3 separate regions of the Mus musculus genome follow, and all the other regions are linked to region 2. A link is a loop called in an ENCODE intact Hi-C map of the cell type or tissue named here. Cell type or tissue: left cerebral cortex. All regions are shown on one strand.

Evidence for each region. A loop is a pair of places that touch in the nucleus more often than their neighbours do. Peaks named below come from ENCODE experiments on the same cell type or tissue, not always from the same donor. Only the 100,000 strongest peaks of a DNase experiment are listed, where the experiment ranks them.
Region 1: it touches region 2 in a loop (2.3-fold over the local background); 5 of 42 quality-filtered maps call a loop at or near these places.
Region 3: it touches region 2 in a loop (4-fold over the local background); 3 of 42 quality-filtered maps call a loop at or near these places.

The regions. Positions count from the first base shown.
Region 1 is chr3:101,273,398-101,281,397 of GRCm38, reverse strand. Cd2 (CD2 antigen) reads left to right here. Exons shown (of 5, transcript NM_013486.2): 4 at 1,488-1,610; 5 at 5,125-5,490. The coding sequence ends at 5,441. Among named protein-coding and RNA genes, the nearest start is that of Cd2, 11 kb to the left of the region's middle. In left cerebral cortex, a CTCF peak has its summit at 4,247; DNase peaks (open chromatin) are centred at 4,229 and 7,169.
Region 2 is chr3:101,097,479-101,105,478 of GRCm38, reverse strand. All of the region lies in intron 1 of Ptgfrn (prostaglandin F2 receptor negative regulator), which reads left to right. Among named protein-coding and RNA genes, the nearest start is that of Gm52612, 7.5 kb to the left of the region's middle. In left cerebral cortex, a CTCF peak has its summit at 7,208; DNase peaks (open chromatin) are centred at 1,506, 3,183 and 7,255; H3K27ac peaks cover 2,545 bases.
Region 3 is chr3:101,043,778-101,051,777 of GRCm38, reverse strand. It overlaps Ptgfrn (prostaglandin F2 receptor negative regulator), which reads left to right. Exons shown (of 9, transcript NM_011197.3): 7 at 1,581-1,688; 8 at 6,029-6,334. Among named protein-coding and RNA genes, the nearest start is that of Cd101, 18 kb to the right of the region's middle. In left cerebral cortex, no CTCF peak of the experiment used is centred here; DNase peaks (open chromatin) are centred at 3,160, 3,638, 3,960, 4,374 and 1 more place; H3K27ac peaks cover 922 bases.

The DNA of each region.
Region 1 (8,000 bases), 180 kb before region 2:
AAAACTCCTCCCATTCTAAGGCCAAGTCAGGCAGGGATAAAGTAAGTGTGAGCTGAAGTCCCACGAGGAGGAAGCAGCTGGCCCTGGAGTAGTGCTCGCTCACATAAACATAGGCACAGTGTCTCCAAGAGGAGTGATGGGAAGAATAGTTGGAATGAGACGCTGCAAGGACCAATGACAGAGCTACAGCTACTGACGTCCCCACCAGGAACACCACCAGGCACCCAGAGTGCTGTCATGGGTTAACCTCAGACCATACTGTGGAAGGCGTGCCTGCTTTCCAACAGTGTCTGGGGAAGGGCTGGAGGTCTGCCCGAGGACCGGTAGGGAGGATCTGTTGGAGTCAGCTTGGACAGGAAGCCTTGTCTGTCCACCCTGCTCACACTTGGGAGCCGACTCTGACATTCCAGGCCCTTGGCAAGTCAACAGGGTCTGAAGGTCCCTGAATTCATCCTTGAAGCAGCTTCAGGGGTTACTGAGGGATGCCCCTACGCAGACAGTGCCCAGAGAGGTTCTCAGCTCACAGGCAAGGACTGTCTGAGGGGAAGACTAGAGGGACAGAAGTAACAACCAACATCAACAGCTTGCTTTGACCCTCTGCCCTGCTTGGTGGACCTCCAGCTTGCCTGGGGCCCATCCCTAGTCACGAGTGTTAACAGTCTTTGGCCTCTGTGAAGCTGGGCTCAGCTCCCGTTTCTTCTCGCCACCGTCCTTTGAGCCCCTGCTCCAGCTGCTCTCTCTAACTGCTATTGATTCACAAAGAACAGATGGTTTAGCCCCCCCCTCCTGGGAAACAGCTACCAGAAAACCCCCAGGGTAGAGAGTATAGCAAGAGCAAGACCTCACCTCTAGGTGTTGTTTTACAGTTTACAAAAGCACTTTTCCATCCATTATCTGATCTGACTTCCGACAGCTACCCTGTGATGTAAGGTGCATTGTTTCCATTTTACAAAGAAGGAAACAGACTCAGAGAGGTGGGGCGTCTTACCAAAGGTCACACAGCTCTTACCTGGAAGAGCTAAACTAAGCCTGTTGCCCTGAGCAACCACGGCACTGTTTTCCTGTTACTCTTCCCTATTCTGGTGGAAGAAGGGATCAGAACTCTTATGCCACTGATAACTGTTGAGTGTCTAGGCGGCTTTCCTGAACCCAGGAGGAGTTTGGGAGGAAGAAGAGCTGAACACCGAGGTTGGGGGATGCTTCACTTGGGGGAAAGGTCCCATGAGACCTCAGGCAACTCATCCTCCCTCTCTAGAACTTGGATGCTCTTTTCCTCAGTGGGGGATGGGGTGAGATGGGCAGGCACTGCTCCTCAGCCCTTGCAGATTTAAGTAGCACTCCAGGCCCCAGAAGCTCAGCCTCAAGGAGGCAGAAAATCCTGTGGAACTCTTTCATTTGTTTGATGTAGGAGGCTGGGGCCTGGGCCATAGAAATGAAGGGACCACTCTGCCCAAGACCTTTCCCTTAGCCATATTTTCTTCTTGCAGAGAAAGGTCTGTCCTTCTATGTCACAGTGGGGGTCGGTGCAGGAGGACTCCTCTTGGTGCTCTTGGTGGCGCTTTTTATTTTCTGTATCTGCAAGAGGAGAAAACGGAACAGGAGGAGAAAAGGTAAGCACACCCACTCCTTTATCGCTGTAGGCTGCAGTGAAATCCCCACGGGACCGTCCCTCCTTGAGTCTGCGAAGAAAGGGATGGGCAGGGTTGGAACCAGAGCTTCTGGGTGGCTCTGTTATGTACTCAGATTGATTTCTGAGGGACAGTTCTCCGGGGTAACATCAAAGGACCCTTGAGAAGCGGCAGCCAGGTTGTATACCTTCCCAGAATCCACCACGTGAGGCTGCTTTGGTGAAAGGCTAGTGTGGAGATCCCTGAATCGTCCACAAACTTTCATAAGGAGAGAGAGATTCCACCCAAATCCCATGTCTGTGTACAAATGTCTTGGCCTTGGATGCCTCAAAGGTGCGTTCAGGGCCAAACTCTTAGGAATATGGATAAAACTATCTCCAGCCAGGAGGCACTGGGAGTGGATCAGTGCAGAGTGCTCAGTGTGTGTAAGGCTGTGAATTTGACTCCCAGAGCTGCAAGAAAATAAAGCCCAAATGAGGGTGATTGGTGGCCCTTTGTTTCCCGGTTAGATGTTTAGGAAGTGAGGTGTTCAGGCTGGGAGTACGGCTACCTTGATGCAGACTTGTCCTGCAGCCTACAAAGCAGAAATTAGTTATGGTGGTCCTAAGCAGGGAGCTGACCACTCAAGGGACAATATGTTAGAGACTATGTTCAGGTGTGTAACTACGGATGCTGGGGTAAGGGCAGTCTTTAGTTGGTTACATGCTAGTGGGTGGGCATGTCCCTGGGGTCTTGAGAAATCTCAGACTCACATAGGGCTGGGTCCCATCCCTGCAGGTCTCCACCTAGAGTAACCCCAGTGATGTTCAAATACTGACTTCCAGCACAGCCCATAGGCAGGGTCTGCCCATACCCCACAATGCTGGCCCCTGACCCAGAGCCCAGTAGGTTTGGCTTCCTTCTTCACAACTCATTTCTCAGTGTTGCCCCCATCCTCCTTCAGGCCAGCATCCTCATCTGTCATCTTACGTACCACTTCCCCCACCTGGGGCCGGGAACATCATTCTCTCTGCACCTTTCATGTCTGGGAAACATCATTCCCAGGTCTCCATCCGGTACAGCTTAGTGGCTTGCAGAGCCCTTGACACTGGCTCCCTTATCTCTGTGCTCTGCTCATACTGTCTCCATCCCTCCTTATAAGGCTCATGATCACTGCCCAGGGGTCAGACACATTCCTCCAAAGTGAACCTCAGGTGTCACCCAACACATGGCAACCTCTGCCACCACCAGACTGGGAAGAGGAAAATGACAGTAACTCACGTGAATAAAGTGGCCTGTTCCAGGGACAAAGTTTAGTTTTTTCGATGTAAGGTAGACATTTGCACAGATAAAGACGCTAGCTACCACCCCAGATCATACAGCACATAGGCCAAAGCATGACTAGGCTGAGGCAAGACCCCTAGCTCTTGAATTTCTAGGCAGTTTTATCTTGTTCTTATATAACTCTTCTTTAAATTGGACATCTATGGGCCTGGATTTCCTCACCTGCATCTATAGCCCAAACTGAGCCATCAAGAGATGGTCTTATAAGAAAGGAAAAGAACTGAAAGGCTCCTGGAATGATGTTTAGGCAGTGGTAGACCTTGCTGGAGAGGTTGTACTGGGACCCTATGGTTCTGCTCGTAAGAGGTGGGTGGCATAGGTCATAGCAAGTATATGGCTTCCCCAGAGCAAGATTGCTGCCCAACTCAGTGTAAGGGCTCAGCATCTGGTCACACCTCTTACCCTCTCACTTCTCACATGGTTCTTTGCACCTTCTGGTGGTCCCCCACCTTGGTGGAGGCTGACACCGTGATGTGCTGTTTGGCTCTTGTCACTCACGGAGGACAGTGTTGCTGCCTGAGTCATTACTGAGGTGTAGCAATGGGCCTAACACATAGAACACGAGAGAAAGCACAGGAGGGGAAAAAAATGCCACAAACAGAAGAGCCAGCAGAGAGTCATGGGAGCGTGCCACTGTGCAAGAAGGACCACCTGCTGGTCTGTGTCTAGGACCCTGGATTAGGGTCAAAGTCTCACCTATACCCCTCCAAACACCTCAGGCACTTCTGGGGCACCGAACATGGCATAAAGGACATGTTCTGTCTTTTGGGTGTCTTTTTATGTATGTGCTTAGAGCACGCAGGTCCCTCAGGTGTCAAAGCCACCTTGTTTGCCTTTGAGGCTTTGTGTTCGTAGTGCATTTACAGTAGTTACAGTAGCCAGTGTATTACCTGGGGTCCATATGTCAGCCCCCTGGTGATGTGGAGACATGCTTTTCAAGACAAATGTTCTAAAAGGGTACAGGCAACCATTCATTTACCCCGCAGAGAAGCTCCCCCTGGCTCCTTGAGGAAGGCTAAGGCACAGGGAGTGGAATACCAAGAATGTGCCCTGAAGGAGCCCAGCAGTGGCTCCAGGCTTCTGCCAGCTGCCTGTTCCCACAGATTTTCTGTGTGGCTTAAAAACAGTGTAAGAAGATCGACACAGTCTCAGGCTTGTCTTCCTGGACAGAAGCCACACAAAGAAGAAAATCCCCAAGCGTGGGGAAAGGAACCATCTTTCCCACTGAAGCCCAAGAGCCGGGTCTTGCTTACGAATTTTGGAAGAGCTAGCCCATTTCTCAGGGCTAGATTGTCCCTTAGAGGGCACTCCAGTTTCCTTTCAGAATGTGGCTTGTGTGACAATCAAATTGAGCAAAAGGCAGACCTACTGTAGAGACTTCACAGAAGATGTATAGTCTCTGATGCCCTTCACGACCACTCAGACCTGGGTTCAGTGGGCTCGGGCCCTGAGGGTTGTTGCTTAGCAACCTTGCTGATTATCTCTAGGCAGCATCCAGCTACAACTCCCAGATGCAATACTCACTCCAACACTCTAGAGCCTTAAGTACAAAGCTCTCCACCCAGGTGTCTTCTTCCCTCATATTTTTGAGTTCTAAAGAGGCCTAGGTCTCAGGGTATCTATGGCCAACGTTTCTCTCTCCCCTGACACACCCAGAACTTGAAGAGGGTGGGAGTAACTTCCCTTTCCTCTTCACATCTCCTGAAGCCGCTGGTTTGATGCCTATCACATGAAGCGTGTTCAGTGGCCGCATCGTGGGGCTGGGGAGGCAGCTCCATTTCTAAAGTGCTTATTTTTCAAGCATGAGGACTGAAGTAGACTCCTCAGAACCCACATAAGACGGGCAAGGTGGTACTTGCAACCCCAGAGCAGTGGCAGGTGAATTCCCTGGGCCTAGCTGGGCTTCTTGATAAGTTGCAGGGCAAACAGAGACAGAGAGACAGTAAGAGAGAGCAAGAGAGAGAGAGAGAGAGAGAGAGAGAGAGAGAGAGAGAGAGAGAATTAATCTCAAAAAGAAGAAAAGGCGACAGTGCCTAAGAAATGGCATCAGAGGTTATCCCTTGGCACACACATACATGCTTATCTACATATGTACTCACACACACATTTGCACACCCGTGTTAAATTGTTCACTATTGTCAGAATGAGTTCTTAAAACGTCTTGCCATTATAGATGAAGAGCTGGAAATAAAAGCTTCCAGAACAAGCACTGTGGAAAGGGGCCCCAAGCCGCACTCAACCCCAGCCGCAGCAGCGCAGAATTCAGTGGCGCTCCAAGCTCCTCCTCCACCTGGCCATCACCTCCAGACACCTGGCCATCGTCCCTTGCCTCCAGGCCACCGTACCCGTGAGCACCAGCAGAAGAAGAGACCTCCTCCATCAGGCACACAGATTCACCAGCAGAAAGGCCCTCCTTTACCCAGACCCCGAGTTCAGCCAAAACCTCCCTGTGGGAGTGGAGATGGTGTTTCACTGCCGCCCCCTAATTAAGAAGGCAGAGTTCGTCATTTCCAATAAAAAGCTGTGTGGATTTATCTTCTTCAGGTGAGCATGCCCACTCTTCCGTCTAGTGTTTAATGGAAGTAGGACCCAAGTGCCTCCCGAGACTTGCAGGACAAAGTGGTGTCTTTTGATTCAGCTACACAGTCACTTGGTCTGGCCTCTGGAATCTGAGGCCTCTTCTTAGATCTGTCGCGGCAGAAACACAGAAACCACAAACATGTGCACATAAGGATGTTGGACAAGCAGCATAAAGGTTTCACCTTCCTCTCAGGTCCTCTACCCATGTGAGCTACCACATGACCGCTGGCTCATGTCCTACAGAGCTACCTGAGCAGAGGTTCGAGTCCCCCAGGTGCCCCAATGGACACTGGCCACTTCCCTTGAGCAGGGGTAAAATAAAAATTTAACCCTGCTTGTTTTAGAAAGGAGACCAGGGTCTGAGATAGGAAGCTGCAAACTGGGAAAGAGGCTGGTTGGGGTGACAATATCAAATCTGGTCCACTCGGGCCACTGGATTGATCTTAGGAGCCATCACCTGAATGACCAGAACCGACACCTGTGTATCAGCTGCAAAGGGGTCCCAGCATCTTGTGTAGACACCTTTGTACACATACTTTAACAACAGGTGCCCCATGGACACTCAGTTTCTTGACCACTCAAATGGGCTCACAATGGTCTGTAGCATTATTAGTGTAAAGAGGGAGCCTCTATAGATACTGGAGATACCAAGAACCCATCAGGTAACATCCAGAGGGCAGGCTAATACGCCTCTGGCTCCATTCCTGAGTTCTGTAGGTGACACTCATGAACAGGGCAGAGCAGTCTCACTAGCAGTATGGCAGACCCACCCTGGAGAGGCTGAGGTTGGGGGAGGTGTTCGGTTAAAATTGGAAACTCATCTACCAGAGGCACCTGCTTTACAACACAGGGCACACTTGTGGCCCGCTCTGCCCACTTCTTGTCTTCTTAGGCTGGTAAGCCTGGGTAAGAGCTGGCAGGAAGCTCTGAGGGTAAACCACAAAGACTGAATATACTAAGGACTTCCTGTGAGGGCTCAGCTATGCTTTACTTTCAATCTGGTACCTTTTGTTTAGACCCCAGTAAATGACTAGGTCAAAGACAAACTAAGTCCTATGCCCCATTCCCTTTTATTTTCAAGACAGGGGTTTTTCTGTGTAGCCCTGGCTGTCCTAGAACTAGCTCTGTAGACCAGGCTGGCCTAGAAGTCACAGAGATCCACCTGACTCTGCCTGTCGAGTGCTGGGATGAAAGGTGATCACCACCACCGCCTAGCCATGTCCCACACCTTTCGAAATGTTCAAACATTAGTTCCAGTTACACAGGATCTACCCGGGCAGGAGAAGAGTAGACGGTCTCTGACTTGAGGATTTCATCTCCATCTCAGTCCCAAGCGATGGGCTTGGAGTCCACTGGCCTTCCTGATGCAATAGCTTCTCTGCCTCCAACCCTTCAGAAAGCCTTCTTTCTTTTCCATCCTCTCGCCCTGCCTTTCTTCTACTGTTCTGTAACATTTTGTATGGCACAGGACACATCTAGCATGCGATGTTTGGTCCTTTATGACAGTCCCTTTATTCATTTGATAGTCATTGAACTCTGCTGTGAATCTGTGTTAGAATCTAGAAGGAGACACTAAAAGCAAGAGGAACAATGACATCTGTGTATCTAGGCAGCTCAAGAGGCAAGGCAGGCAGTGGGCCAACGACAACACAAATGGAGCCTGTATTGGCAAACACAGATCAGAGGCAAGCCAGGGAGCTCAAGAAAAGGCAGGCCGAGGACTGGGTCACTAAACTGGGGTGGCATGGGAGCTTCCGGGAGGGGTGACGTCTGAGTTGAGCTGTAACAGGCTAGAACAGCTAAAGGTAAGAGATGCTAATAGACTGGAAGCAAGGATGCAGTTACCCATGGCGAGGAAAGGGCAGCTGCTGTAGTCCTTTCCAACTGTCTTGTTTCGCCAAACTGTCTTGTTTTGCAAGGTCGCATGAACTTTTCCTGGGAGATGTAAACATCTGCTTATTCCAGACAGGTCAACAGCAACAGACAACAGCACAGCTCCATGGAAGTCTAACTTAGTAAACTAGTGAGTTTGTCGGGTATACTTACAGAGCATGAGTGAGGGGTTACTCACAGGAGGAGCATGAGTAACTCCAAAGAGGCCACATTACTGAAAATCTCACTGTACCATAGAAGACGATTTCTCCATAGCTGCATAGATAAGCCCCCTTCAACCAATCTTCTTTTCTGGAGACTTGTAGCTTAGCAGAACTATACACAGATGGGAGGGTGGTGCAGAAGGGTGTGGCTGAGATTCCAAGAGAGACCAGATAACTCTGACCACCCTTCCTTCTATAAGAGGAGGTCAGTCAACAGTAGTGGAAATAACCTGTATTGTTTTGGGGTCCTCTCTGACCAACAACTTTAGGGAGGTAGCTCATTCCTGGGCCTGGGCGTTTCCATTAGTAACCTCTGCTCTTTGGAATATCTTTTTTCAACCAAACAGGATTCCTTTTGCTCATTCTTTAACCA
Region 2 (8,000 bases):
GGCTTGTCTGTTGGAGTGTGTCTGTGTCTCACTTTATCAAATGAAGTTGGTAGAAGCTGTCAGGACCAGTTCATAGCTGTTTGCTTTAATTGCATTGGTTTCTTTAAGGCAGGACTGCTGGGCCATTTGACTCTGCTATGGGAAAATCACTCGAACTGGCAAAAAAATTCTAAATAATTTATCTTCTGGAAAAGGCGAAATGCTAGAGTTGGCAGAGTTGGTGGTGGTTACCCCCTTTATCCTCCAACACACACACATACACACACATACACACACACACACACACACACACACACACACACACAAACTGTAGTATTGGGGAAGGAGCAGACTCAGACCCAGTGGCAAATGCATCACATACCAGCAGTGTGATTCCCAGGAGACAAGACAATGGAAATGCGTGTTTATGCTCTTTGAATGTTTATTTCACTCAGTGTTCCCTGAGTGTTTGTGCTGGGTGACGGAGTCGCTACGTGGCATGACTCAAGTTTAAGCATTCCAAGGCTCTACCTGCAGCCTGTTTTACACCTCTGCGAGCAGCTGGAACGTGGAAGCGTTAGCATCACCTGGAATGTTTCAGGGGACCGAGGGACCGCGCTTCGGATGCTGTTCTGTTTTGGGTGAATCTGGCTGAGAACATTAAAGAGCGAAGTCGTGCTCACAGGTTCAAGGTTCATTGCAGAAGGCGTGCTGCCATGGAATCTAAATGACATAGAAGCACTTTGCTGCCGGATAGGTTACTTCTCAGACTCTAAAAGCGATCATGAGCCAAGAAGATGTTGGAAACGGCTCTTCCTTGTTCTTGTTTAAAGCTGGAGTCGGCCAGCACTTTGCAGCCTGTGGGCCAGGGTAAGGAATCCCTGTCGGTTTCATGAGGGTTGCAGATGCATCAGGATTTCTGGTGTGTGGGCCCTGGGAGCTCATGATCAGAGGCCACCTCCAGGCCCTTGAGCCTGCGTGTGCAGTGGTAAAGGCGAGCAGATACCACTTTCACCTAGGGATCCTCAGCACTCCATCCCTTCCTCTGCATGAGCGGTTTGAAGGTGGAAATGGAGTCAGATTTGCTAGTGTCTACTGGTAATCTCAGTTTTGGGAGGCAGAAGCAGGAAGATTGAGAGTTCAAGGCTAGCTTAGGCTGTCTAGCAAGACTTTAGGGGGAAAAAGCAAAGAAAGAAAGAAGGAAGGAAGGAGGAAGGGAAGAAGGCAAGCAGCTAGTGACACATGCATGGTGTGCAGCTCATTTGTGACCCTGAGCCAGTGTCATTTACGTAGACCGGGCATCTTGAGTGCTGAGGCGTCTGAAGTGAGCAGAGCAGGGCAATTCAGCTCTACCCTACATGGCAGCACAAGGTGTATTAGATGTGGGATTAGGACCTTCACAGAAAGTGGGTGAAAGAGTTGGGTTGGCAGCAGGTGAGCAGGGAAAGTTCTAGAAGTCGTCATCAGAGGATTGGGCAAAGAGCCAGCAGAGCATCCTATTGGGAAGGAAGCAGAGCCGAGTGGGAGCTGGCTGGCTGAACAGGGAGTGGAGGCGGAAAGTGCTGCAGCAAACCAGAAGGATGGAGAGAAAAGTGTGGGCCTGGTGTGGAGGTTCGTGGTGAGCGCAGCCCGCACGAGGTTGCCCTTGGGCTCGGGACACTAAAGTTTGACTGTGTAGTAAAGGTGGGGTTGAGAACAAGAGCTCAGGGGTGAGCAGGTAAGGATGTTCGTGACTCAGAGGCTGTCACCGGCCTCTCCAGGGGTGCCAAGTTAGAAGAACACTTCGAGGTGGTACCTGTTCAGTAGGATCCGGGAGACACCAGCATGTGGAAGAGCCGCCTGGGGAACGGGCTGGAGAGGGACTCCACAGCACAGGGACAGTGAGGTTGGAGCTCAGGAAGAGTCCCTGGCTCTGCATGGTCCAGAGATGAGGAGGTGCAGGCAGAGTTTGGGAGGAGTGGTGTAGTGTGGAGCACGGTCCCTGCATCCTCTTAGCTGGTGCCACTCTAGAATGTCACCATTGTTCCCAGACATTGTAGGGAGAAGTTTTCTGTATGTCTCATTTCTTCTTTGCATGTTTAAAGTTTCTGGGTGTTATCTAATGTCTGGATCAGTAGAGTTAACTTACTCCCAGATGGCTATTTTTATGTGTTCTGAGTGTGTATGCATGCATGTGTGTCTATGGTGTGTGCGTGTCTGTGTCTGTGTGTGTGTTTATGTGTGTGTCTGTGACTCGATGGCCTGTAAGCCCCAGGCCATCTATCTTTACCACTCTGGTCCTGGGGTTACAAATGTGCATCATGCCTGGCTTTTTACATGAGCGCTAGGAATCAGACTCAGGTCTTCTTGGTTGCATAGCAAGCACTTCGTTTACTGAGCCAGCTCATTGGCTCCCTTGGGTGACTCTTTGAAAAATTATAAAAAATAAAAAAAAAATTTAAAAAGAAAAAAAAGAAAAGAGTAAAGGAAAGAAAAGTGGTGGTGGACATCCCACCCAAGACTTGGTGCACGCTAGGCAAGTGCTCTACCTCTGAGCACCAGGCTCTGCCCATCTCTTTTCTGTTTATAGTACCTAAGAAGCCTTCAGTGATTTGTTACAGACACCCATTACACGTATGTTTTTAAAACTGTTTCTATACCTAGTACCCTTCCCATCCCACCCCAACTCTGGGTTGAAAATGACCTCCATGGAGAACAAAGACTGGGTTTAGGCTTTGGAACCAACCCTCCTTCGAACTCAGCCTCTTGCACTGTGGACCTTAGACAAGTTTCTCTGCTACTTTGAACCTCACTTTCCATCTCTGGAAAATGGGCAGAATTCCTCTCTTGTAGGATTGTCATCAGTGTAAAAATTATGTTTAAGATGCAGATGTTCCAGTCAGTGCATATACATTTCTAGTGTGGCCTGGGAGCACAGCTGCACCTGGACTCTCCCGATCCAGTTTAGTGTGCTGAGTCTGAATTGTCATTTGAGCAGGATTCCTAGGAGGCCTGGGTGCTCTAATGAGTGGGGTATTCTAGTCTGCAAGGAGGCTTAGCACACAGAATAGACGGCAGCATGGCTTTCCCAGTGAGTGCTGAGGTAAAGGTCATGGTCAGAGGCAGTGAGCACTGTGGGTTAGTGCTAGGCTTGCTGGATGTGGGAGGCATGAGTTAGCACTGAAGGACGGGGTAGTGTGGGCATACGGCGGAAGCTGCCAGCCTGCTTTTGTGTTTAATCCACCAAATTTGGCTCGTAGGAGGAATGACATCATGCCTTTCCATGGAATGAGGTTAGAAGGATGGGGGACCAAGGACTCGGAGCCTCGGAGAACATCACAGGGAAGGGTGGCCAAGGAGGTCAAGTAGGACAGACAGGTGAATGAGACTTCAAGGCTTGATGGCTCTGCAGAAGGCTTTGAGGGTCCACAGTCTAGAATCTCCAACAGAGAATCTGTGGGGTGATAGATGGGACAGCCGCTCATCAAGTAAGCATTTAACCAGAGCCTTTCTGCTGCTTTGGTCAGTTTAGTGCTAATACCAGACTAGGGTTGCCCTCGGATGCTTAGGCAAGAGCCGTGTGACTTCCTAGAAGCCTCCATCCTGGGTATGGAAGGAAATGGTGACAACTGCTGACTGTGATACCCTGGGGGCCAGGGAGTAACCAATGTAAGAGCTCTCTAGGAGCCCCTTGCCACCTTCTCTGTGATGGTTGGCTCCTAGCAGGCATTGCACTTTCCACGTATTGACCTGTTGAGTAGGCTTTGTAACCACACCAGGTTGGTTGTGTTCTTATCCCCACCATTAGATGAAGAGACTGAGGCACCTGTGAGGTAAATTGCTCAGGGTCATATTGTAAGTGACAGAACTGCAGGAACTAAAGCTCACACATCATTCGGATGGATCTCTGCACTTAGGAAGGAGTTGATACAAGCAGCTAACATGCGCTAACAACCCTCTCACTGTCTTTTAAGACCAGAGGCTTGGATTCTGGCCTTGTTCTGTCTCCTCACTTGTTTCTTGACCTTGAACAAATTGCTGAGTAGCTCTTAGCCTCAGTAATAAGGATTAGTTTAGCTGGTTCTGAAAGGCTCCCCTTCTATCTTCAGACTTCTTTGAGCATGCCGACTCCTGCCGCGGGCCATATGGGCCTCTTGGTTGGCCCTGGCTTTGCTGGCCTGTTGCCATCTTCCCCAGCACTGCTCAGGTCTGCAGCCCATGCCTTGGTGGTGTTTCTCACTGGCTTGGGGCTGGCCAATGGTTGGTGCCACCAAGACTGGATATTGTCTGCTCGTCTCGCCACCGTGTATCAGCAACTACTCCTCATCCCAGCCCATTTCCTGTGCTGTGAGATGGTGTCTCTTTCTAGGTTCTCTAGAGTTCTGGGGTAGTTCTCACCAGGACAACTGGGCTTCCAAACTGATTGTTAGGTTTAAAAAAAAAAGGAAAAAATCCTTATAGCACTTTAAAGTGGCCCACGCTTAACTGTATTACTGACTTCTATTTGTAGTTGGTGGAAGTTTACACTGAGGATATATGATGTTAGGAGGTTGGAACTGTGGGACTAAGTCTCAGCCTTCAGAAATGTAACTGGTATTGTTTTCTACCTTTATCCTTCAGGTCTCCTACGGAGCCTGATTGATGGCTCTGCCCTACAGGAGTGTGTTTGCACTTGTACATGTTCCCAGCCGGTGCCCTCTCCCTGTTTATCCCCCCTCTCCCTCTCTCCTTTACTGCTCTCTGCTTCCCTCCCCCTTTCCACCCACACTGACTTCAAATTCATGGTCTTCCTGCTTCAGCCTCCCAGGTTCTAGGATTGCAAGCCTGTATCACTGTGTGCCTAGTGCAGCAGGAAGGGATATGGATATTTAGATGTGTCTAAACATTGACACCCTTCCTAAAGGGGTAGCAGAGTTCCAATTCTGACACACCTTCCTCCCACATGACCTAGTAAGCTAAGTGTTACCTGGTGTTTCCCGGGCACTTTCTTCTCTCTTGGCTGAAATTTGGCATATTGCTGGATACCATCCCACTGAGGGATGCAACCCAGAAAGCTTGTGAGATACTGGTAGGGACCTGTGCTTCTGGACTATGGCTTGAAGGACTGCCTGTGGCCCAGTCCTCCCTGGATGCTTTGAGGTGCAGTTAAGTTCAGCAATGCTATCCTACTTGCCCATATGCTGATATTGACTAGGAGAGACCCTTTTAGGGGTGAATTCTGTTAGCTAAGTAGCTTGCTACTTTGCTCTATTCTAGAGCTGATGGGGTGGGCCATGCTTTCTAAATACACTGTTTCCCTGGCTGACCAGGAACAGCATCAGACTTGGTGTGGATCCAGGGTGTTGCCTCTTAGCTTATATTGCAGTGAAGAATTTCTTTTTTTAAAAAAAAGCACTTGGCACAGCTATTCGTTTTTCCATTTTCTGAAAGCTGGAACATCCAAATGTTTTTTTATTTATTAGGAGACATTACAGTCTGTCATCCTTGATTGAGAAATCCATACAGTAAATCCAAGTTAAGACAACGATGCCTGACCGAGGGCTGGATACATGGCGGGTACTTTGTCATATTAGTCCGTGGGCCCGGCCGTGGCTTTAGAAGGGACAGATGATTTGTGCCTCACTGCTAGTCTCCTTTGCAGTACCAGGGATTCCTGCTTTCCCTCTGCAGCACCGGGGAATGTTTACCATGTTCCCAACACTGTGACACATGACAAAGGAATTAAGAAAGGCAGTCCCAAGAAGAAATGGAGCCAGTTGTAACTGAACAGAGGGGTGGATCCTTCATGCTTTTAAGGATCGGAGTGAATGAGTTATTAGATGGCTGTGCATATGGGGCTGTCAGAATTAAAGGGGTAGATCTTGGACCAGGAGCTGTTATCATGGGAAATGTTCGCAGAGCAGGTGGGCCAGCGAGTGCCAAGGTGTTCAGGTAGGAAAATGACCACGGGAGGAGATGAACATGGCTAGCCCGGCATCCCATTTAGGGATTAGCTGACTTAAGCTAGGAAAGTAAGACTCCTCAGGGGCTGTGGATATTAAATTCTGGGCAGGGAGTGGGTGGAGAGGAAGACTGTTGCAAAGTCACCCTGAAAGGTGTTGGCAGCAGCTTCAGTGCCCACAGAGCAGCCCTAGCCACATGCACACACGGCACATGAAGCCTTCTGGGACTTCCAGGAAGCAAGGCTGTTAAATGAAGGTGATAAGTCAGGCCATACGCCTATTTTTGGTTGTTTCTTACAAGGAAAACAGCTCACCAAACAATTCCTGATGTTCCCCTTAGGTCGTTTAACACAGTGTTTCTTCAAAGGACTGTCACCCGGAGAAGAGGCACAGGTAAGTTTTAGAGGAAGGATGGGATGTTAGCAGGCTTTCTGCGGAAACAAGGTTTACGTAGTCATGTAGCTTATTCATTGGAGTCCCACTTTAATAACCATTTATTCCCACAAACAGGTTTATCTGAAATATCAGTATGAGTCCCAGAAAGTACTTGGTACATCAGTAATGGGGAAGTTCTTCTCTTCAGGCACCCCTGGAGGGTCACAGAGGCAGGGAGGGTTTTTGTTCATCTCAGTGTGCAGCAGCGTGAGTCTTTGTATGGTTGGATTTACGTACATGCTTAGAAAGCATCTGTGGGATATGTGCGTATTATATAGTGTTTATATGGCGATCATACACACATATACAGATGTACATACAATGCATACATGTACATACACCACACATGCACACACCACACATGCATACATACCACACACATGCACACAAACACATACCACACAATGCACACACATATGTTCACACACATGCACACACATCACACAATGCACACACATGCACACACACATGCACACACACCACACATATGCACACACATTCACACACACATGCACACACACCACACATATGCACACACACCACACATATGCACACACATTCACACACACATGCACACACACCACACACATGCACACACATTCATACACACATGCACACACACCACACATATGCACACACATGCATATACACACGGTAAGAAAGTCTCCATCCTTCCTGTGGAATGCCTCTGTTCATCTCTTGGCAGCTTGCATGTAAGACACACCCCTCATAGATTCTCAGTATGTATTGTCCCTTTACTGTCCCCACCCCTTCCTCTCTTTGTGGGGTTGGCATAGCCTCTCCCATCGTACAACAGCATCTGCTACCCCCACTCCACTTCCAAGACTCCTCCTAGTGTTCACAGTGAAGAGAACAGACTTCCTTCACACCAGTGCTTGTTTCCAGCACCTTGTGGCTGGGTTGGTCCCAACCACAGACCGTCTGCTTGTCATCACTGTTGTAGCAGGCAGCCAGCTCTGAGCCACGTCTCAGGGTAGGACAGTGAAGCTGCTGCCTGAAGCCCATGCCACGTCTCACTGTCTGCCTCACTCAAGCCATTATTTATTATCTACCCTGTGCCAGTCATTATTCTAGAACCTGGGGCACATAAGGACATAGACACGGTCCCTTGATTCCATAGCTGACAGGTTTGACATCAGTGGAGAGAGAGTTGGCATCGGAGCCATGCCCAGCGATTGTTAAAGGCTGAAAGTTTAGGAGAGTTCACGGAAGTTGGAGAGCATTCTGCTACTTCAGACAGAGGAGCTTCGGCAGAAAGGCTAAGAAGGCAGGTGTGCTGCTTTGCTCTTTGGTGTCACTGCCAGGGTCACCCCTGGCTCTGTGCATGCCTTTCTAAAGGCTTTAGTGGCATGTCTAAGAGAGAGCCTTTCATTAAGGCGCTGAAGCACTTGGGTACCTGGTTGTTACTACCGCAAAGTGGAGTACTGTGACATCTTGGGAGCTGGGTTGAGAATATGGAGACTGGCCAGGTGTCACTTGCTGTGCTGCTTGCAGCTCATCTCGTTGACTTTGCCAGGTGCCACACTTGCTGCAGACAGGTGCCCTTCACTTTCTGTGAGGAGCTCGGCCAAGAGCTTGGTTGAAAATGTCTCAGTGAGGGACTGTTTCTAAAATTAATGGGATTAAGTACCCGTTAACCCACCA
Region 3 (8,000 bases), 54 kb after region 2:
CACACAGTTTTGGGCAGAGCAGGTCCAGAGTATGAGATACTAAGGGAGCTAGGGCCAGAGCTGAGGCATCTGAAGGAAATGATGTGTTTGTCTTCTGCCTCGTTCATCCCCTGTTCCTGGGACTGCCATCCTGTCGTGTTCTCAGCCCCTGGAGTTAAGTCCCCAGATTTTGTAACGCCCCTACCTCCATAACCAGCCTTTCTTCACCGCTCAAGTTATTCATATCCTTAGTGCTAGGAAAGCCATTTAATGACTTATTATTAGTCATCAGATTGAAGTGAGAACAGAGACAAAGTCACTTCAGCCCATTGCCTTATGACAGTGTGACCTTTCACACACACTCCTGATGGAGTGAGTAGCTTTTTATGGATGCTTTTAAACACACTTTGGGGTACTTTCCCTTTCTGGTAATCTGAACAAGAAAGCAGTGATGTCCCTATTCCTCAAGTAAGCTTTCGCTCAGCTTCTATGAGCTAGATTAGTAGCGCTGGCGATGAATCTGGTGGCATTCTCTTTATAGAGCTGGACACCTATCTATGCTTTCCTGAAAATACAAGTAGAATCTCATAGCACTGATGTCCTAGAACTCTCTTTTCCATTTTCCTGTTCTTGGATTTTAGAAGCTGAGATGATAAGGTTAAGCATTGAGCTGTTGGGATCAGTTTGTCTTGAGCTATGAAATGCCCTTTCCTACGAGGCATCAGAGGTGGGTTTAAAGTGATTGTTAAGTCACTGATATTTTCAGGGGGATGCGAGGCAAAGTCTGTCTCAATGGAGGATGTTGTTCTGTTTTGTTTGATGCTAGTTTATACTAGATGTGCACATACATACATACACATACACACACACGCATATACATGTACATGGTGTGTATGATATGTATATGTATATCTGAATATCAAGGCTTTAGTTTCAATTTTAGCAAAATTGACTCAGAAGTATAGAGCACTCCCATGCACACCCTGCCTTCCCCAACCTGGGTGGTCTTTTAAAGGATGCTCCAAGCTGCCTCAGCTTCCCCTGAAATCCTGGCATTTTCTCAGTGCCCCACCATACTTTATCTAAACATGTCCAGTATTGGTGGGTCTTTCTCCTAACTGGGTTTCAGCCCTTTAACACTGGGGTCTCAGGGTTCTGTCCCCATCAGTATTGCAGAACATACAGAGGCCACTCGCCCAACTGTGACCCAAAGCACACGCGGTCAGCTCCTGACCCTCTGATCTCTACACCACCCTGGCTAGTTTGAACTACACTGAATGTGACAGCAGCCCAAGCTTACCAGCTCGGGGGCGGGGGGCGTGAAGCAAGCATATTCTTCAAGCAAAGCTGTGGTTGTCAAGCAGAGAAAGTTCCATTCAGAGTTAGTCAAGAGTGAATTCAGGTAGATGTTCCTGATCCGACTGTCTCTGCATAGAGAAAGGAGATCTTAGAAGGCCTAGTTCATGGTTTTTTGTTTTTTGTTTTTTTGTAGACCGATTCCCAGAAAAGAGAGCCACATTTAGATGCTCTTGGAGCTTTAGGAATGAATTTTGAGCTTGTGTGAAAGAAGATTATGCATCTTACACATTACTGTCTTCCAGGTCCCACATTTAACGCCTCTGTGCATTCAGACACACCATCCGTCACCCGGGGAGATCTCATCAAATTGTTCTGTATCGTCACTGTGGAAGGAGCTGTGCTGGACCCAGGTACCTCCCTCCATCCTTCCTCCTTCCCCACCCCCGTTGCCTTCTGTAAACGTTCCTCCTGTCGTCTGTCACTGCCACTTGGAGTTTGAACTGTCTGTTGATCTTCACTTGTCTTAGTCAAGGTTTCTGTTACTTCAATGGAGTACTGTGACCCAAAAGCAAATTGGCTAGGAAAGGGTTTATTTGGCTTCACATCTACATTGTAGCTCATCATTGAAGGAAGTCAGGACAGGAACTCAAAACAGGGCAGGAACCTGGATGCAGAGCTGAGACAAAGGTCATGGAGTATCCCTGCTTACTGGCTTGTTCCCTATGGCTTGCTCAGCCTGCTTTCTTGTAGAAGCCATCCTGGGTTCTATAAACAGGAATGGCAACAGCCGCAATGGGCTGGGCCCTCTCCCATCAGTCACTAATTTAAGGACATGCCTTACAGCCTGATCTTCTGGAGGCATGTTCTCAACTGAGGTGCCCTCCTTTCAGATAACTGTAGCTTGTGTCCCGCTGACAAAAGACTAGCCAGCCCATCACTTTCCCTGACTCATTGCTGGCTTGGCTCTGTGAGGCTGTGTATCTGCTGGGAGATTTGAAACACTTTTCAGGACGGTCGGTCAGTAGATCTCTTCCTGGCTTGTTGTGGCCTGGTTAGAAACCCACTCACAGATCCCTCTTCCTGCTCCGTGTCATTCATCCCTTCGGTACACAGACAGAGCAGTTAAAGATGTTGGGGATAGAGCTACGGACGTGCTCAAGATCTACCCCCGAGAGCTTGCACCCGAGGCGGAATACAGAAGTGATGTCATTTATAACTTTTAGGATATCTTTGTAAAGCCTTTCCCATTCTACTGAAGAGGGAACCTTGTGCACACCCGGCCTGTCCCAAGCCATGTCCCCAGTTCTGTGAATCTTCTCTTTACCGAAAAGATTAGCCTTGCCAACAGATGCCTCAGAATCCTGGGCCCATCCCTCATGCATTCTCTGCTTGGTGCCTTAAGCAAGATGACATCCCTCTCTTATTGGCTCCTCTGGTCTTAAAGGCCTTAGGGTGTTGTCCCTGTTGCTGAGCAGGACTTTACCCACCTTTGCCTTTCCCCAACGATTCTGTGAAGAGCCTAGCTTGCTGAGGCCTGCCCTTCTCCCTTCCACCACCCACTGTGACCCTGACACTGCCCAACCCCACCCCATTCCTAGCAAAGTCATACACAAAGCTAGCCAAATTCTGTGAGTTCTCATGTGTTTCTGTGTGTAGACCTCTGGAAGCATGGCCCCAGAAGCAGGCAGCAGGTTGTTCTGTATGAAGGGACAGTGCTAATAACCAAAGATGGGGGACCCTGCAGACCTCACCGGCATCTGGGGGTAAACTACGGGGTAGCCATTATGATGGGAGTGGCTCCCTGGTTCCTTTAGGGCTTCTGTACAGCATGTGAGGCATGAGACGTCATGTAAAGTCGGGCTCTGAAGAGAGCAACTGCTGCTGTACCAAAGCTGCGAGGCGCAGAGGCACAAAGGTACCTTTGAACGTAGAAATGAAGGAAAAGGCAGGAAAGACTGCCAGGGAAAGGCAAGCAAAAACTCCTTAAAAGTTTGCATAGTGCAGTGCTGTTTGAAAGCTCATTTGTGATATACAGATATTAAACCCTCCAAATGCTCTTTCTCAGCAAATTAATAGGTCGCCAGTTGTGCCTTTCATGTAAACCTCTTTTCTCTGATGTAATTGCAAAAGCTATAGGTAGCTGGTATCTTGCAAATCACAATTTTCCAGAACTTTGCACTCTTGCTCTGTGTGGGTGGAAGATTCTGAATAATTAAACACAAATCGTAATTTCTTTCTTTTTCTTTTTTCTTTCTTTTTTTTTTTTTCTCTTTTCATTCATCCCATGGCTCTGAGAGGGAATTCTCAGTGGGAAAGTTGCATAAGTGGGCTGAGAGCCAAGGCACTGTTGTGTCACAGCAGGGTGGGAGCGGCCAAGCGTGGGTGGCACCATGGTCTGAAGCAGAGCAGAGGCAGTGTGAGTCATGGGGGGGAGGGGGGTCTCCAGAGTGTGCTGTGGGGGTGCAAGAGAATGGGGCCCAGTCACTATGCTCGGAGTACTTGGTGCCGAGGGCAGCTAAGGAGCTGGACTTTCCTGTCCTTGCTGCTCAGCCATTGCTCAGAGGCGGAGTGGCTGAGCGTTAAGGGTGTTCCGTAGCCTCTGTGAGGCATTTCACCCAGGTGAGGTGACTTCCGTGTTCTGGAAATGGTCCAGTCGGAACACATCAGCGTCTAGTACCTAACCAGGGTATGTGGTGAGATGGGTGACTCAGTACAGCAGATGCCCACAGGAGGGGCCCATATCCTTGACAAGTACCTCCCACACTTCCTTCTAGCGGCATCTACCTGTCAGCCACGTGTGGAGATGGTGGTGTGTAGCTTTATCACTATCGCTTTTATTATCACTAGTTCCCACTGGGTCCTTCTCGGGGAAACATGTCCATGCTGAGCTTGTAGCCACATGAACCTTTGAACAGAAGTCCTAAAGGAGCCAGGCACCCACCCCAATGTAATGGCTACCCAGTACTTTGCACCCAGATGCTGGGGAGGCCTGCAGGGTCTCTGGTTATTAGCACTGCCCCTTCACACAGGACAAAACCTTCCTGCCTGTCCCCCGGGCCGGGCTTCCAGGAGCCACATACAGAAACACGTGGGCTGGGAGTGGTTCTTGGCAGTCAGTGTTCGCCCACGCTGTTAGTTGGATTTTTTTTTTTTAAGTTTTTAAAGTGTATGTGTGTTTGTCTATGTGTGTCTGTACACTGTCTGTCTGTCTGTCTGTCTGTCTGTCTGTCTGTCTGTCTGTCTGACTGTGGAGGCCAGAAGAGGATAAGAGATCCCTTGGAATTGGAGCTATAAGCAGTTGTGAGCTACCTGACATGAGTGCTGAGAACTGAACCCAGGTTCTGTGAAGAGCAGTGAATGCTCTTAACCACTGAGCTATCTCTCCAGAGCCCTGTTAATTTGCATTGTGCAATAAACTAACATGGCTTGTTCAGGTCATGTGGCCAGTAGGTACTGGGATTCTGGCCCAGGCTAGCCACCTTAGCATCCTATGATGCACAAGAGAATGACGTAATGGCAGCACCTCTATGCTTTATCATTGGTAGCCACTCTAGACTCCCTGAGTTTCCCTGGGTAGCAGAGCCCACTCCGCCCTGGCACTGAGGGGGAATAGGCAGTCCACAGCACCTTCTGCATTCCCACCAAGCTGGTCTCAGAGACTTACCTGCTGAGAATTGTTTATGCTGAGGGGCCCCTGGGGCAGGTGGAGGAGAGAGGGGATCTGCTTTAGTAGTGGAGTTATCATTGGGACCTGTTTGGAAATGCCCACTTTGAGTTGAGCTCCCTTCTGTCTTACATGGGTCTGGATGACATCTGTTTGCCTTAGAATGTGTTTTTGAAGTTATTAATGTACTTTGCCTGAATGAATAACTATTGTTTTTTTGTTGTCCAGCAAAAGCTGACATATAAAAGGTCCCGGGCCAGGGTTGTAGCTCCAATAGAACACTTGCCCAGCACGGCACTGGGTTCAGTCCTCGGTGTTTTTTTTGAAAAAGGAATTTTGCCAAGCAGGTTTAAGATGTGACTGTGTTTCTGGTCCACAGTCCCCACATGCCTTCTGGATGAAACCTGAAGCTCAGTAGCTGGCTTGGGTTGGTCCAGTCAGGGTGGGGATGAGGGTCTGGGTTTAGCATGTGGCCTCAGTTTCCACATTGTGTAAATTAATCCTGTACCATCCTCTTTCTCTTCTGCCCGTTGTCGTTTATTTGAGGCTGTTAGAACCTCAGTTTCACAGAGAACTTCATGATCCACTAGCTTTACTCTCTGGGACTATTAACTGTGTTCAGTTTTCTCAGCTTGATTTTCTTTTTTTTTACCCCTCTTATTTTGAACTTAAATACTTCTACAAGGGGGAAGAAAAAAATAAAACAGCACAAACCACAGTGAACAATAAAATCCAAGCTGTCTACAACTTCAAATCTGGTACAATTTATTTTATGTGCGGTCTTTGGTTCTTCTGCGTGAAGTGCTCGGGGACCCTGCACGCCATGCCCAGCCTTCACACACAGGGCTGTCTGTGGCCCCAGATCTTCTTTCTGTGGTTCTTTAGGGTGGGAGTGGTCAGGCTAGACACACTACTATCTGTAGCTGTGTGACCTTGGCACAGGGGAGGCTGTGATATCATCACAGGCTGCTTGGAGGTTCGTACAGAACAGACCTGGCCAGGAGCGTGTAAGGGTTGCACACACAGGAGCGTGTACATCGTTTCTGCTCACACTCTGACCTCAGCATTTGGCTCCGTAATCCACAGATGACATGGCCTTCGATGTATCCTGGTTTGCGGTACACTCTTTTGGCTTGGACAAGGCTCCCGTCCTCCTCTCCTCCTTGGACCGGAAGGGAGTCGTGACGACAGGCCAGAGGGACTGGAAGAGTACTGTCAGCCTGGAGCGAGTGAGCGTGCTGGAATTCTTGCTGCAAGTGCATGGCTCTGAGGACCAGGACTTTGGCAACTACTACTGTTCTGTGACTCCCTGGGTGAGGTCACCGACAGGTTCCTGGCAGAGGGAAGCCGAGATCCACTCCAGGCCCATCTTTATAACTGTGAAGATGGACGGTGAGCTCTCCCGCTCTGGGTATCTAAGTATCTTCCCGAGTTGTACTGCAGCACATACATTCAGGCTTCTAGAGTTTGGTCCACCTTGTGTTTCCTCTAGGGCCTGGCTCAGGCCAAAGCGGTTTTGCAAGTTGCTGCCTTTGCAGTCCTGGCCTGGTAACACCACTGGGGAAGGACTTTTAGGAGCCTTGGCTCCTCTGTGATTCAGTGGAAGCCCACTTCCCCATATCCTAAGGTGGACATGGCTTCTGAGATGTGGGGGCAGAGAGGTCTCCAGGTGAGGCTGTGGATTAAAGACTGACAGTTCTTGCTTACCTGCTGTTTCTGAGATGTGGTCTCATAAGTCCCAGGGTTGCCTCAGATCCACTGTCTAGCCCAAGGCTGACCTTAAACTCCTGATATTCTCACCTCTACCTCCCATCACCTATTGTTTTATTTCTTGGAAAAGGAAGGCTTCCCGTAGCCTCTAGCAGAGTGGAGACCTCTTGGAACCCTACAGTAGTGTAGTAGAGTGTCTCTACTGACACATACCAAACCTGCCCCACCCAGACCAGCCTAACTAGTCAGACCTCTGTCCCCTACCCCCAGCACCACCCCCACGCCTCCCTGAGCTGGTCCCTAAGAAATGAGTCTGCCCCATGAAAGCTTCCGAGTGCTCGGCTGCTCAGAACAACTGTGTGGAGAGAATGAAGTCCACATGCTTAAGGGTGAGAAGCTTTGTCCGAGGGGGTTTCCCTAGCGGCCATGCAGTCTGAGGAGAGGGACCTTTGAACTCCAGCTCCTCCTTGCTTCGTTTTCCTGTCGGGTGACTTTTTCTGAGGCGTCTACTTATAGTTGTCCCAGATGAGGAGGTCTGTGACTGACCAGAAAAACAATTCCACCCAAGTCCAGTTTGGTGAGCCCGTGAGTGTATAGCATGACGGGCGGATGGGTAGAATCCAGGCAGCGAGAAGACTCCCCAGCCCCCACCCCACTCCGCCATACTCACCAGTAATCACTAACCACATATAGATCCCAGTGGAGGGCAGAGGCCCCGTGAGCCACTTCTCTACCCTCCCCAAATGGAAACATTAGTACATCTGCTCTTGAAAAGGGTCTCATGCACGGAAGTACAGCCAGTCTGGCCAGAGATGGTGACAGCCATGCCCTGCTTGGAGGACAGAGCTCCACATACTTTCTGGTCCACCTCCTGAAAAAAAAAAAACAACCGTGACAGTAGTCTCCCATCCTGCTGTTAGGAAACTTAGATCTTTCCAAACATTAAGGACCTGGCAGAGGCAGGCACCTACCCAGAGCACTGGGGGAGGGAAGGTGGCCCTCCTGGGGGTGAGATCTAAAGTTCTGTCATCTCTGCCCCATTTGCATCTTAAACTCTGCTTGAAGTAACTCCATATGAAAACCCAGATTCACCAAACAAGTAGGGGAGTGATTATTCACTTTGCTCGATAATTTACTATAGTGTTTCTTAAAATAGCGCCTTTAGTACACTTCAGTTATTTGATGCATAGAAATTGATTTATTCAGTCTTTTTTTTTTCTAAAGGATGCATCTGCCGTTCAATGTGCGGTGCCCTTATACTGACTTTTAAAAATCAATCTCCTGCCAAAACCCTAAAAAGAAGTTGACATTCAAAGGCATCAAGTAAAATCTCTTTATTGCGTGCCAC